Regions from separate parts of the Homo sapiens genome. Here region 1 is linked to region 2. The links are chromatin contacts, found by Hi-C or POLR2A ChIA-PET in ENCODE. All regions are on one chromosome and are shown on one strand. Each heading gives the region's core, a stretch centred on a gene start or an enhancer-like site at or near the end of the contact. The rest is flanking DNA. Distances are from core to core; before and after follow the strand shown.

The links. Hi-C counts contacts between places; a loop is a spot of excess contacts on that map. ChIA-PET counts read pairs that join two places held with the same protein, here RNA polymerase II (POLR2A). Pooled maps may share reads with other maps.
Region 1: a map of sigmoid colon shows a loop between it and region 2 (11-fold over the local background). The contact joins the enhancer-like site here to the promoter of LINC01082 in region 2. A Hi-C loop is called at or near these places in 1 of 168 maps with a recorded cell type or tissue (sigmoid colon), 1 of 37 single-sample maps with no recorded cell type and 2 of 50 pooled maps. POLR2A ChIA-PET finds 5 or more read pairs at or near these places in 1 of 52 experiments (AG04450).

What each region holds. Positions count from the first base shown.
Region 1 is chr16:86,493,118-86,500,074 of GRCh38, reverse strand. The region is part of intron 1 of FENDRR (FOXF1 adjacent non-coding developmental regulatory RNA); the gene reads left to right. Among named protein-coding and RNA genes, the nearest start is that of FENDRR, 12 kb to the left of the region's middle. RefSeq lists an enhancer at 1,152-1,776. Within about 2 kb of position 2,999, at least 2 of the 41 ENCODE cell types and tissues checked have a DNase peak (open chromatin) inside an H3K27ac peak, as active enhancers do; they include sigmoid colon, where a contact is called at or near this core.
Region 2 is chr16:86,191,923-86,198,473 of GRCh38, reverse strand. It overlaps LINC01082 (long intergenic non-protein coding RNA 1082), which reads right to left and starts at 2,293. Exons shown (of 2, transcript NR_103859.1): 1 at 2,062-2,293. It overlaps LOC124903743 (a long non-coding RNA gene), which reads left to right. Exons shown (of 2, transcript XR_007065164.1): 2 at 1,295-5,810.

The DNA of each region.
Region 1 (6,957 bases), core at 1,750-4,249, 300 kb before region 2:
GAGCGCTCCTAGCAATGTAAATAACAAGCGCGTTATCCCCGTCTTAGCGATGATTATTTTTGCCTCTCACCTTGCCACTCAGTGCTCACCTTGTTACCAGCCAGCAAGCTTTCTACCCTCTAGAATTTAAAAATCAAATGGAGGCGAAAACATAAAGTAACCACTCAAAGTTCATAGTCCTTTTATTTTGAAACGTATTTTCTCAATGTTTGCAATACACCAAATCTTTAACCAATTTGATCACACAGAGATCCTAGCGCCTATTCCTTTTTAAAAGGAATTTCTGTGGTTCACTTGGTTTTCATATGTGCTCTGCATTTCTCTACCCCAGTGCCAATTAATTCTCATCCTGGGGATTTTTTCCTAATAGTTAGCAATTAATTACCTGCAAAAATTCTATCCCTGACATGGGTAGATGTATAAGACCCGCTATTTAAAAAAGCATAAACCGCAACATATTTTAAATATTTTGTTATATACCCAAGGTCAGCATTGATCCTTTTATCTGGCCTCTCCTCCCACCTCCCTTAGGGTTTGAAAACCACTTCGTTCCCACTGGCAGCTGCAGGCGAAGCTTTCTCTCAGTGGGGTCATTGTTTTTTTTCCCAAAATTGAGCTGAGATCCATTTAATGCACCATGAAAACTAACTTAATTAGGAATCAAATTCATTCTTTTGTGAGACCAGCGGTAAGCGTCCAACACTCCCTCCGCTGCCGCCCCCACGTTTTTCTGCGTTTTTTGCTAAGCCGCCTCTGCTGAAGTCCGTGACTCCAGGGCAGCCGCCCCTCCACCGCTGCCCACCTGCCCCTGACTTCTCTCTCTCTCTCTCTCTCTCCATTTTAAGCAACCGAGGCGCACTCTGGTTTTGCAAGTCTGACATTCTTTACGTCGCCTTCCCGGAAAAATTTGTCCAGGGCTGGCGTCCGGCCGAGGCGGTGCATCTGACGCCCGGGAGAAGCAGAGCGCGTTTCTTTTGGCGTGGACCTGGGACCCCCGCGGGTTCCAGGGGCGGCACGCCTTGGGGTCGGCATTGGGACCTGGCTGCGAGGCAGCTCGGCGGCCAGGAAGGCGCCGGCGGCGGCGGGAGGGTGCCAGGCAGCCCCGGCTGGTAACTGCTGTTCTAGCTCTGCAACCGAGCGCTCCTTTCCACCGCGGTTTGGGCTAATGATGGGTCCTGCCGGCGTGAACGCCGTGTTTATTATACCTTCACCAGCCCAGGGGAGGGGTGCGCGCCTGAGCGCCCGGGGTCCAGGAACGCCAGAGCTGCAACGCCGAAAACTTTTCAGGCTGGGAAAAGGTCTTGGGGCCCCTCATACACGCCTTTTTCGCACTCGCTTGGCCTCGACTTGGTCAAGGGCGGATTCGGCCTGCCTTCAGGCTGGGGGGCCTCGGGGCACCGGGGTGCACCCGGGGCCCGCCCCCTTGGGGAGGCACCTTCTGGAAACCCAGGCCCCGCGCGTCTCCCGCCGGGACTGCCCCTTGGGCGGTGGTAAAACTGCCCAGGCCCCGGGTATCAGGATCATACTCAAACCCCAACCCCTGCCCGCCCCAGCCAGGAGGGGAGACGGTTGGGAGTGGGAGGCCTCGGCGCTGTTCTCTGGATGCAACTGAGATTGCCGCTAGAGGGTGACGCCTGGGTCGGAATCCAAGGTAGACGAATCTGGGGTGCTGGAACCGTGCTTTTCCCCGGAAAACCCAAGAAATGCACTTACAGTGCGAGATTGGTTGGGGCGTGTCTATAGGGGCAACGGGAAACAGCGAATACTACGGATTATGTGCTAAGGGAGGGAAAGCAGATCGAAGGTCCATTACTTGCACATTTCTACCTACGATTTGGGGCCTGAATCATCCAGGAAGCCGGCTTTGTACTCCACCTGTCTGTGCCAGTGTAGACGGAGTCTGGGGCCGGGGCCAGCTGATTTTCCATTGCAGTCCCCAAAACCCTCCCAATTTTTAAAATTTGGTCGGGTGCGGGCCGAAATTGGGGTACAGGCGGTGCGGGGGTGGGCGGGTGGGGGACGCGCAGATGTGAGACTCCCGGGTTACTGTAGTAAGCTCTATTTGGGGCGGGGCGCGCCCGCGGAGACCCTGCGCGGCGGGAGGGACATGTGCACAGGCGCGTGGGGGTGGGGTGGTTGTGAACCAGGGAACGCAGACCCCCGAGAACCGCCAGATAGTCGCTGCGTCCACTTAACCCGGCGGCAGAGCCCTCCGCATGATTGCTCTTCCTCCACCAAAAGCCCACCCCAGCAAGCGTGGGCCTCCAACCCCAGGCCGGAGGTCCCAGGCTGCGTCTCACCTCCCGCCCCCTTCCCCCGTCCCCGCCTTGCGTCCGGCTTAACGAAGACCGCTCGGGTTCCAACTCAATTAGCTCGCTGCAGAGGCCGCCGCCGGCGTCGAGCTCCTCCAGCAATTAGGGGCGCGCCGGCTGGGGCCGGGGGCGGGGGCGGGGCGGGCAGGTAAAGACGGAACCAATTTGCCTAGAGGGTTTATCAACAAGTGGCTTAACTAGGAATTTGCGTTGACAACTCAGCACCTCCGTCGGGGCTCCGGAGGCGGCGGAGGGCCGAGATGACAGGCTGAATGGAGGGGCGGGGGCGGGGGGGGCGTCCTGGGAGCCGGGAAGACCGAGGCTTCAGAGCCACCCGAAGCCACCTCGGCCGAGCCCCGCGCGCGGCGTGTGCCGAGTGGACCGGAGCACCCGGGGCGCGTTGCCGGGACTCGGGGCTCGGCAGGCGGGCGAGCACGGGCCGGTGGGCGCTGGACTGTCTTTCCCGACGAAGTAGGTGGCCGTGTATATTTTTGTTCAAGTGGTGTTTATGTTAATGAAAAAAGGATGGAATTACAAACAGCCAGCCGATCGCGCCGCGGCCGCCGGAGACTCGCCGCGCTCTGGTCCCAGGCCCAATCAAAGGGAGCGCGCTCTGGGCCGCTCTGGGACCTCCAGCAGAAACCTTCTCCCCCCCACCTCCTCTAACTGGGTGAAATTGCCCTGCCCGCCTCTCTAACTTTCTCCAAATCGAGAACCCTCTGTTTGCAATCAGCCCCCTCACCTCGTTCCCCCCACCAACCCTCGGTAGCGCAATCAGGTTTGTGGATAAGAAAAACCCTAATTTAAGTCCCGCAGCTCCTTTTTTTTTAAGGAGCACTCAGATAACGCTTCCGGGACACTCGGATGCGGCTAGAACTCAGTCTCCCTTATCCCCTTCACCGCTCTGCTCCTTTTCATTTTCGTTTTTTTCTTTGTTTTTAATAATATAATTAGCCCGGATTTTGACATTATTTCCTGGCCGGCTGCCTTTTTTTTTTTTCTGGGGCTAAGCAATTAGATTTTCTAAAGGCCCTATCAAGTCCTTCCATCCCGAGAGAACTTTTTTTTCTCTCCCCCTTTTCCGGATCCCACTGCCGTCTTTTCCTCCGTGGATAGGCAAGGACCCTGGCGGTGCTGCCCTCCTTTGCTTTGGTTAGAGGAGAACGGCCAGCAGGAGAGACAGCCCGACTTGCAGCAGCGGGAGAGAGACTGACCCACGAGGCTGGTGACCTGGGCCGTGTCTGTGGCCCTGGGACAGGGTCGGTGTTTCCTGGGTCAGGGCAGCCAGGCTGATGCGGGCACCACGCCTTTGGGCGACCACAGCCCGGCGCTTCCAGGTCCGGTCCACTTATCAGACACCGCATAGCTGCGTCTCCACAGACAAGGTGAAACGGAGACTCGGCGGGCGTCTAGCCCAGTGGAACTTTCGGAGCCGTGTCTAATCTTTTCCTAGAGGAACTTTGACTGGGGAGATTTGGGTTGTCCGCCCTATTTTCTCTGGTGGTCGCCATAGTCTGCTTGTGTAGATGCTGTTCCCTCCCTTTCTGGCCAGTTCAGCCTGGGTGTGGGTTCATTGGACCCCCGCCCGCCTGCAGGTGGAAGGCAGGGCCCAGAGAACACCCGGCCTGGGTTTTCCACCTGGAGAGATGGACCTCCTGGCACCGCTGGGGCGCCATCCCCCAAGCCCTGTTGTGAATCTCTGCTTTCCCCGTTACTACAAAGAAGACCGACACTGCTTCACACACGCTTTGAAGGCCGAGCTCACCAGCCTGGTAATCAGATTAGCACCCCGGCGGTAAAGAAGTCAGTCGATCCCAGGAAACAACACTTCACAAGGAAGAGGGGACATCGAGAGATAGATAATTACTGGACCAAATTAAAGTTTTGCTTGTAAACTTTCTCCCCCATGGAAGGAGAGTTGTTCTGAGGGTGGTTCCTTCCAACTCCTCCAAAGTTGACGTAGCGATAATGCTCACAGCCTAGGGAGTGAGTTACTTGGGGATGAGGCATTTCTTTGAGGACTTTGTCCCACTTTCTCTCCTCTGCCACCTCAGAGGAGAGCAGCAGACCCCTTGATTGGGGGCCGGGAGGTTGCTGCCCCCCATCAAGGGTCAGCCTGGGGGCTGCTTCCAGGGCCTTGGGTAACAGAGTGGGTCAAGCATGGGGAAGGCGAAAGGCTGTGTTTTTATCTCCAGATCAAAGGATATTGAAGTGGAAGGTGCAAACTAGGTGTGTAGGTGCATTTTTGAGAATAGCAGCATCATAGTTTCCACCGGATACAGCAAGTCCCTAACACATCTCCCTCCCAAATAAAAACGACCAAGACAGAATAAAGTGCGCCTAAGTCACAGTTATCGGGCACCTCGTTCTTTCAGCGAACTATGATTTGTCAAACCCGTGCGCACCGCTGACACTCCCTTGACGGGTTGTGTAGCCTTGACGTTGAGCAGCCGAGGGAAAAATCTGAGAACAGACAGGGGCGGGAGCGCGAAAGGCCCGCGCTGCCACAGGCCTGAATCCGCCCCTCTTCTTCGGGCCGTGGAGGTCACAGGCTCCGGCTGGCCTGTGTTTTCCGAACAGAAGCTCTGGAGTTGCACACCCAGGGGTGGGAGGCCGGGTGCAATTGCCCCGCGGAGCCCCTCCTGCTGGGCCAGCCGCCCTGCTCAGCTGTGCGCTGCAATTTGTCCGCCAGCGCGGGTTCCATTCTCTGCATAACCTTCAGCAGGTGCCGGGACTGGTCCTCATCCCCGCTCCCTCCGCGCCCTCGGCGGAGGGATAGACACAGGAACCCTTCACACCGATGTTTAATCTGTCGTGATGGGTGGCCAGGCATGCGCCCAGGTAGCCGGCCTCGCGCTGGCTCACAGGGGTGGGGTTGGCCTTTTCTCCCGGTGCTTTGAAAGGAAGGGCGGCAAGCTAAAGAGGGAGCGAGATAGAAAGGGCCGCTCCCCAGGGGTAGGGGGCTCCCTAATGCGGCCACACCGGGGTGTTCCAGGGGCAGCCCTGGCCAAAGACTGCACCCGGCTGCTCTAGGGCGCCTGCGCCCTCGAGCGTCTCAGCGCCCCGGACGCTGCGGGAGCCGCTTTCTCCACCCGCGCCACTTTCTCTGGGGCTGGCAAATGCCAGATGCTGAGCCCTGAACTCGCCTGCGAGCTGGTAGGGCCCCTTCTGCGCTTCCCAGCCATTTATTCCATCCTGCAATTAAACCCGAGGTCAAATATCTCCTTAACGACGCTATCAGGCCAGTGGCTCATTATGGCGTATATTTAGCCATAAAATATGGGTTGTAGTGAGGAGGAGATGAAAATTATTGTGTTCTGGGAATGAATCCTTTTAGCAGAAACCAGAGCTGTTATTTACCACGGAGAGCTAAGTACAGGCTCAGTCTTCTAAGCGACCCCAGCAGGATCAGCTGCTCCTCCAGGCCCTTTCCGGCTGTGCCTGCGCCCCCGCCACAGGCCTGGCACCGGCGCGCTGCCTCCCCGCCGCTTGCTGCATCCCAGAAGGAGCCGCTCTGGTCGCGGGGGAGAAACATCCTTGTGGATTAGGGCGCTTATGGATGATGTTCTGTCTCAGTTCCCAAATTCAGAGCTCCCTGCAGCCCACTCGCCTGGTCTGTAGTGGGAAAGCCTTTGGCAGGATCGTAAGACGGTGGTGTGCTAGCCGTGGCTTGCTGTGGAACTATCTGGAGCTTGGTAGAGTCTGTATATCTGGCTTCTAGGGAGGCTCTACTTCTGGCTGCCATGGGTAGGTTAGTTAACCTCTCTTGACTTCAGTGACCTCATGTGTAAAGTGGGGGAAAGGCCATGCCTTCTCCCGGAAAGCTTAGGAGAATTTAATCCGACGTTAATGTGAAGCCTGTATAGCCCAGTGCCGGGTGCAGAGAAGTTTAGTTCATGGTGACCAAAGGACAAATCACGAGGAAGTGCATAAAAATAAGTCTTTGGGCTGCTGATATGAATGCATGAATGAAACCACTCATGCAAGGGGCTGTGAGTGATTTGGAGTCCAGGATTGGACAGCCTTAGGTTTCGGTGGGGCCCAGACCATCACCAGCCGTGCCCACCAGCTAGGGTAACTTTTTTCCCTTGCGCAGGATCCCCACCTGCCTGCAGGGTTGGACAGTCGCAGCTTTGGTGGGTGGGGGGGGGGGCAGACCATCACCCCGGGCAGTACCTGCCCTGGCAGCCTGTTCAGAGTTGCCGTGATTTGCTGAGATCATGTTCTCCGGTGATCAGCAGTGCTCGCCATAAGAGGAGTTGCTCACACATGATCCTGTTCCCTGCTGCCCGTCCTCCCAACCCCCGCCAACATCCTGGATGTCCAGGTGGCCCCAGTTGGAACCAGAAGCCTCCAGACACACCAACAATGCTCAGCTTCATCCTGGCAGTGCCGGGGAGATGGAAATTGTGTGGACAGGGACATCCCCAGATTTAGCCTCTCAGGAAGTGGCCGGGTGACCCACAAGCTACAAATATTTGGGCAAACCAGATGAGGTCGTCCCCAATCTAAATGTTTGCCCAAGGCCTCCAAGGGGGCAGATTAATTATAAGGTTAATGGGCCCCCCAGGCAGGGCAGTTGTGTCCTAGAGGAAAGTGGCCATGTCCCCCACCCCCACTGGCCAAGGCCCAACTTTCTTGGCTT
Region 2 (6,551 bases), core at 1,044-3,543:
TTAGCCAAGCTCCCCGGTGCCCTGTCCGTGTTGGAGAAATGGGCACTTAGTGCAGTTGCCCTGCTCTCTCATGGATCCTCTCATCAGATCAGTTCCTCCCGGCAGTCTCTGCCCTCCGAGCTTTGGTGGCCGTGTGGATGCTAAGCCGGGCTTTCCTTCTGCTCCTTTAGCACCCCGGGGCTTTCAAAAGGGTCTTGCTAAGCAGTTTCTTTTCTTAATGGAATTTGGGGTTCACAGACGAGCCTGGAGTGTTGGCGATTGCTCCATTTCTCCCCAGCCCCACAGATCAGCCTCTGCCGGGTGCTTCCATGTTAAGGGAGACATTTTTCAGGAGCCGCTTTCTCGAGATAACCACTCTATTATTTTTGCTCACATTTCAACGCAGGTGATGGTGTTATTGTTTTGTCACTGGGTTTCCACGGGGAGTCCCTGACACCTATGCCTGGCATAATTTGAATGCCGAATTAAAACATGCCCCTATACACTAAAAATGGCCTTTTTGTTTGATTAAAAAAACAAAACAAAAACATATATTTTAAAATTTGTTTTATCATATCCATCTCACCTCCATTTAAAGGAGTTTGGACATTTATTAACATATCCATTTTTACACTTGTACTAATCTTTTCTCCAGCCGCTTCTGGTACTCTGATGAAAAAGCAAGAAAATGTATCTTGTGCCTCATAGAACTCTCTCTCTACACACACACACACACACACACACACACACGAGGGTGAGGGGAGGATTCTTATAGTGAAGTAAAAGATGATTCTTTGTCTATGTTTAATTTTCGCAAATAACTTTTTAATGATCCTGAAAGTAACTTTTTTACTGATCCTGAAAATACTGATGCTGAAATTTTAAGAGCTCCTTTCAACTTAGCTGGTTTTCTCTCCCTGACGAAATTCTTCAAGAATAGTTCTTTTGCACCCTTGCAAGATCGGTAAACATAAAGCGTTTGGTCAAGCAGAGGTGGGTTAAAAAGGGGGAACCATTTGATCCAGTTTTAGGAAATAATATTATTCCTTCTGCTTTGAACTCTATGTTTAAAATAGTCTTTTACGCCAATGATTTGAATACTAACAAATTCACTTAAAAAGCATCCACAATTCCCGTTTGTTGTGCTCTTTTCTCCCTGGACTATGAATATGTAAACCTCCCCAACAGGGTAAAAATGCATTGATTTGCCACACTAAACAGGGAAACGTTTGCACCAGTGACAACTGTTTAAAATTACTGGTCCTGGGATGAGGAAAAAAATGGCAGAAATAAAACAAAATTTTTTATTTCCAAGCATCAAGTTGAAGCCCTTTCAAGCGATCATCGGCTCCCTGGGAAATGCCTTTTCTCTGTTACCTGGCACAGCCGAACATCAAGAAGAAACGTGGAAAACATCACACTGACCCCCCAGAAAAATGAAAGAAAAGTACGGAAGAGACCAATTCCCACCCTTGCTATAGACGGAATAAGTATGTGCGTTTGTGAACCTTAAGTGTTCATCTAAATATGTTGCTTCAACGGAGATCCGCTTGTGGATACAGACACACGAAAATACACGAGACCACGCTCTATTTTAAGGAATTGCTGAAGAGTGTTGAACACTCAAACCCACCGCACAGCACCCTCGCAGCTAAGAGCACAATTGAATGAAACCAGCGGATTCATTTATTTTAACCTCCACTGGAGCTGTCCCAAAAAAGCAGGTGGCTATTGAAAGTGTTTTTCTGTTTTTGTCTTTTTTTTTTAATTCTAAATAACAAGAGGGATAAAAATTAATGTCGTTCTATGGGGTCTGAACATGAAAAGGTACGAGAGAGTGAGCCAGGGCCTGTGAAATGGCTAAACGGATTAGTAGCCTTACTTTTCAACATATAAACATCTGAAACCCGTTTCCTGTTTAAGAAAAAAAAAGTCTAGGTGGATGACCTCGGGCACTTTTTTTTTATTAACAAATGTGAATTGTACATCATGGTGGGAAAAAAAAAAAATGGTCCGCTCTTGGTGGTCTTTCTACAGTCTGTATATGGGAGACAGAGAAAAAAATACAAAAATAAACGTTACCTTCTCACTTGCAGGGTGGGCAATGCCATTTCTGCAGCCGTCCAGGGCTCTGGCAAATGTTAAGGCTGTCACTGTAGACAGAATCCCCATGGTCTGTCTGTGTGCCTCGATAGAGTCCGAAGAAAAACATTCCTCGCATTCCTGACGGTTGGTCCTATCTCCGGGCCTTGGACTCGGCCCTGCAGGCTCGTGTCACCCCGTCAAACGGCCTAGGCCACGGCTAATCTAAACCGCTGCCCTCCCCAGCCAGCCCTGCGGCAGGGTGAAAACTGGGACCAATTTGCTGCCTAAACCCTGAGGATACAGCAAGTTTGATTCTCGACCTTTAAGGACACCAGCTGCAATTTGTTCCGCCGAAAAGAGCTTAGCGGTTCTGGCACATTCTGACAAGATACATTTTATAGGGTTTGTGCTCAAATTTGATATTGGAAGTTAGGATTCCAATTTTATGCCTCCAGTGATAACAATAGCAGCTGGGACCTTTAAGAAATGTGTGTGTATGCCTTCTATTGAAGAGTTACATAACAAAAGCTATTTATGTCAAACACCTTATAAGGGAAAGATTTAGCCTAAATGTCAACATAACATATAATACTTTTTCATATTTAGATAGGACGAAAACATCTGCTATCAGTGCTGCATATAATTTTTGGTTTGGAGTATTAGATCTGTGGGGGCTTTCAACATTTCAAGTAAGCATCTCCTTGCCTTAATTTACGAATTCATCGAGGGGCCTTTTTTTCAATATTGTTTCTGTATAAAAAACAAATACCGATACATCATGATTTGGTTTTCCAAGTCCTTCTAATGAACGCACACAAAAGAAGGGCACAATTTCATGTTGTTTGATTTGACATTTGTAATTCCCAAGCATGCCATGAAGCCATTCAGTGGTGCCTTATAAACCGAGGCTGCTTTTGTCTCCTGAAAATGGCTGTGGTTTTGGAGAGGACCTGGCTGACCAGAACCTTGGTAATTCTGATGAAGGAAGAGATCAGCCGCTCAAGGAAGAAAACCTTTCCCAGCAAAGGAACAGCAGCGCCCAGTTCAAGACAACATCTGCAGCTCGATTTTGGAGGGGCTTAAATTCCCTCCAGCTTCCCTAGTGACACCACAGCAAGCTTTCTGAGAAGGAATCCCACCACCAAATAGACAATGACTCTTGTTTACACCAGACGCTTAGGAGTGACCACACGTGGGCCTGTGAGGCAGGCTTGGCTGGAAAATCCCAGCTTCCCTCTTAGCTTTTCTGCTCAGACGGCAGAACCTAACTGAGATGGGAAGAGAACCCCAATTAGCAAAGCCAGGGATTCGCCTGCACCCATGCATGTGCCGGTTCCGTCCGTCCCCTTGCTTCAGGTTTCTTTGACGAATTGGACGGTGTGACCACGGGTTAATGAGAAAGCCCAGTGGACGGCGGCACGCACGGTCATCTGGATGTTCTCTGCTCCTGCCCCAGCCCCTGAGCCTCCCACTGTGGACCACAGCCCCCGTTGGGGAACACAGAGGTCACGGGGGCCAAATGCAAATACCACTTCTCCTTGGGACCTGTTGGAACCAGGCGACACCAACTTAAACTTGGCAAAACGCAAGTTCAATTTCTTTTGTTCTGAAGTCACAACTTGGATGTAACAGCTCCTAAGCCAATATGATCTGAAAAAGAACTCACTACTGAGCTGCCCCCTTCCCACGGTCCGAAAATTGCTTCAGCCTAAACGGAAGGCAATTTCCTTTTCTTTTATAACAAGAGAACCGCTAAGCTTCTCTTAGTATTTCCACCCAGTGTCACCACTAAATACCAGCACTTACAAAAAGATCCCTCGTTGTGTCAACTGCCAGGCTGTCTAATACGCTGAATTTTAAATATGTTGGCTACATGATTATTGTCAGAGAGAATCATGCTCCAGATAAGGACCAGGAAGTGCATCTAGAGACAGCATGAATATTTAGAATAAAAATGCGCTGCTCCAGAGGTTTCTGCAGAGACTTAGATTTGAAACAATGGCTTTCTGTGTGCTGTGTCCCATCCACTCAGTGACATTGATGCTGACTGTCATTATCTACATTTCACATCAGAGGAGATGGAAGGAAAGGAAGATTCAGTTTCACAAGGGGAGAACATAACAGATGAGGCTCGAAGGTAAATAATAATAATTGTATGAATAACCACCTTTACGGAGTTATTACCAGATGCCAGGAGTTTTCTACTCCTGTTATACCATCATACGTGGAAAGACTCATTTGACCCCCACAACAACCCAGGAGGAGGGACTATTATTAGCTTCACTTTGTAGATGAGGAAACTGAGGCAGACAGAGGCCAGCCCATCGCTGAAGACCAGGCTGCTGGAGAGTGACAAAGTGTCAGAGTCAGGAGCTCAAGCCAGGCTGTCCACTGGCAGAGCTGGAAAAACAGGAGATAAACATCAGCAGCGAGAGCCCAGGTCACACTGCCCGGGATCACACCCCAGACTGCCAACTGGGTGAATGAACCATTCTGAGCCTTAGTTTGCTCTTCTATAAACCGGGGAGAGCAATGGTCCCTACCTCATGGGTTTTTTATTGGGATTGCATAAAATAGGCCCTGAAAAGTGCTGGACGTGCCCGGCAAACATGAGTGCTGTGCATGCGGTCTGGGCTGGCTGCCCACCTGCCCAAAGCTCATTCCTCTCACTGACCAGGTCATGACTGCAACGTTTGCTCCAGGAATCCATCTGAGAACTCTGTCCATGTTCTCAAATGCCTGGATGGCGAGGTGGCTGAGGGCAGTATCGTGCGGTCCCCAGCAGCCAGGACTCAGCCCAGCTGACCTGTCCCCAGCCAGCAGAAGAGGATCCGCAGATGCCCGCAGGAAGGGGACGCATTGCCAGGTCCACCAGCTCTCCCACAGACAGCTCCAGGCCTCACTGCTGAGTCTGTGTCCTATATACAATGTCATCTGAGGGTGGCACCGAACACCTGGCTGGCTTGCTGGCCACCCACCACCCTTTCAGCCACCCTGGCTGCCCTCTGGTTTCTATCGCGTCTGTTAAAAGGCAGACCCCTCTGGATGCTTTCCTCCACTCTTTCAAAGTGCCCCCACCCTCACCCTTCAAACATCAAGTTGATGGTTGTACCATGAGCCACAGGAACAATAAACAGCCCGGAAGCCACTCCACTCAAGGTCTCGAGGCCCTCCCGACAGCCGGCCGCCTGCCCTGCCACGGAGGCTGGGCAGCACAGCTGGGGGCTTGAGAGCTGGTTCAAATCCTGTGTCTGCCCCCTGCGAGCTATGTTTGCTCAGGCAAGTAGCTTGCCCTCTCTGGATCTAGTTTCCCTGTCCTCAAAAGCATGGGCAGACATGGGCAAAGTGCTGGCTTGCAATTCTCAATAAATTACAGATTATCAGATCGCTATTTAACTCAGGCAACAAAAGGAAAATACTTGATTGTGTGGAGAGCAATAACTCTTAAAAATGGGGTGGCCGCCCCATAATAAGAAAAGCTAGAAAAAAATAAACCACAGACGCAGTGATTTGGCAGGGTGATATACGGAGGAAATTCTGCCATCAGGAAACAGTATTGTCCATAGGTTTTCTTCCTACTTTCTTCCTTTAATTACTAAATAAAATCTTCAATCACTGAAAAATCACTGTAATATAAACAAACATGCCGTTCCCAGTGGCATTAGGCTATTCTTACATTTAAAGTATCTATACATTCATAATTAAAATATTAACGTTTTGCAAATATAAAAAACTTGAAAAATAGAGTGGCAGGATTGTGGTTGAGTTCTTTTCTGTGATACATCTTTTATTAATGTCTTATGTTTTTTCTTCCTCAACTTTTTCTGTGAATTTCTTTCCATATACACGTAGTTGGAACCTCGATGCAGTTTTACATGAGTATTTTAAAGTGCTGAACAATATTCTAACACAAAACCATCTTCCTTCCTATTTTTGGGCATTCGCGTTGTTAAATTGATCTCTGTTACAGAAATATTTCCCCTGTAGAGCTTTTTACCATATTTTGGGTTATTTCATTGGGACAGATTCCCAGTAGTGATGAGAGTCGAAGGCTATCCACATCGGATGATCCTTGATAGAGCTCAGTGTCACTTATTACGGAGCCTCCCCTCGCGGACATAAAGAACCTACACTCAGGCAGCCCCCTATAGGTCGCAGTTCAGTGGAAATGACCCCACGGATGGGTCTTTGCCTCTGACTTGAATCTGCATGAACTTTTACTGGGAAGTGGAGTTCATGAAGATTTTTTTTAATTGTCACAAGTTCTTTGGGGAGAATAGCTTTATGGATAAGATTAGAATTAAGAGAATTGTTTACAGATAATACAGAGAAAACATGTCTGCTAATTAATTAACAGCAAACTTTAAAAAAATAAAGGGAAACACACAAATGGCCATATTAATATAAAAACAGCCAGTCCCTGATCCGCATCATCTCTTAAAACCCCTATGCATTCGCAGTGGAGGGAGCTCGTGGAGCCGAAATCA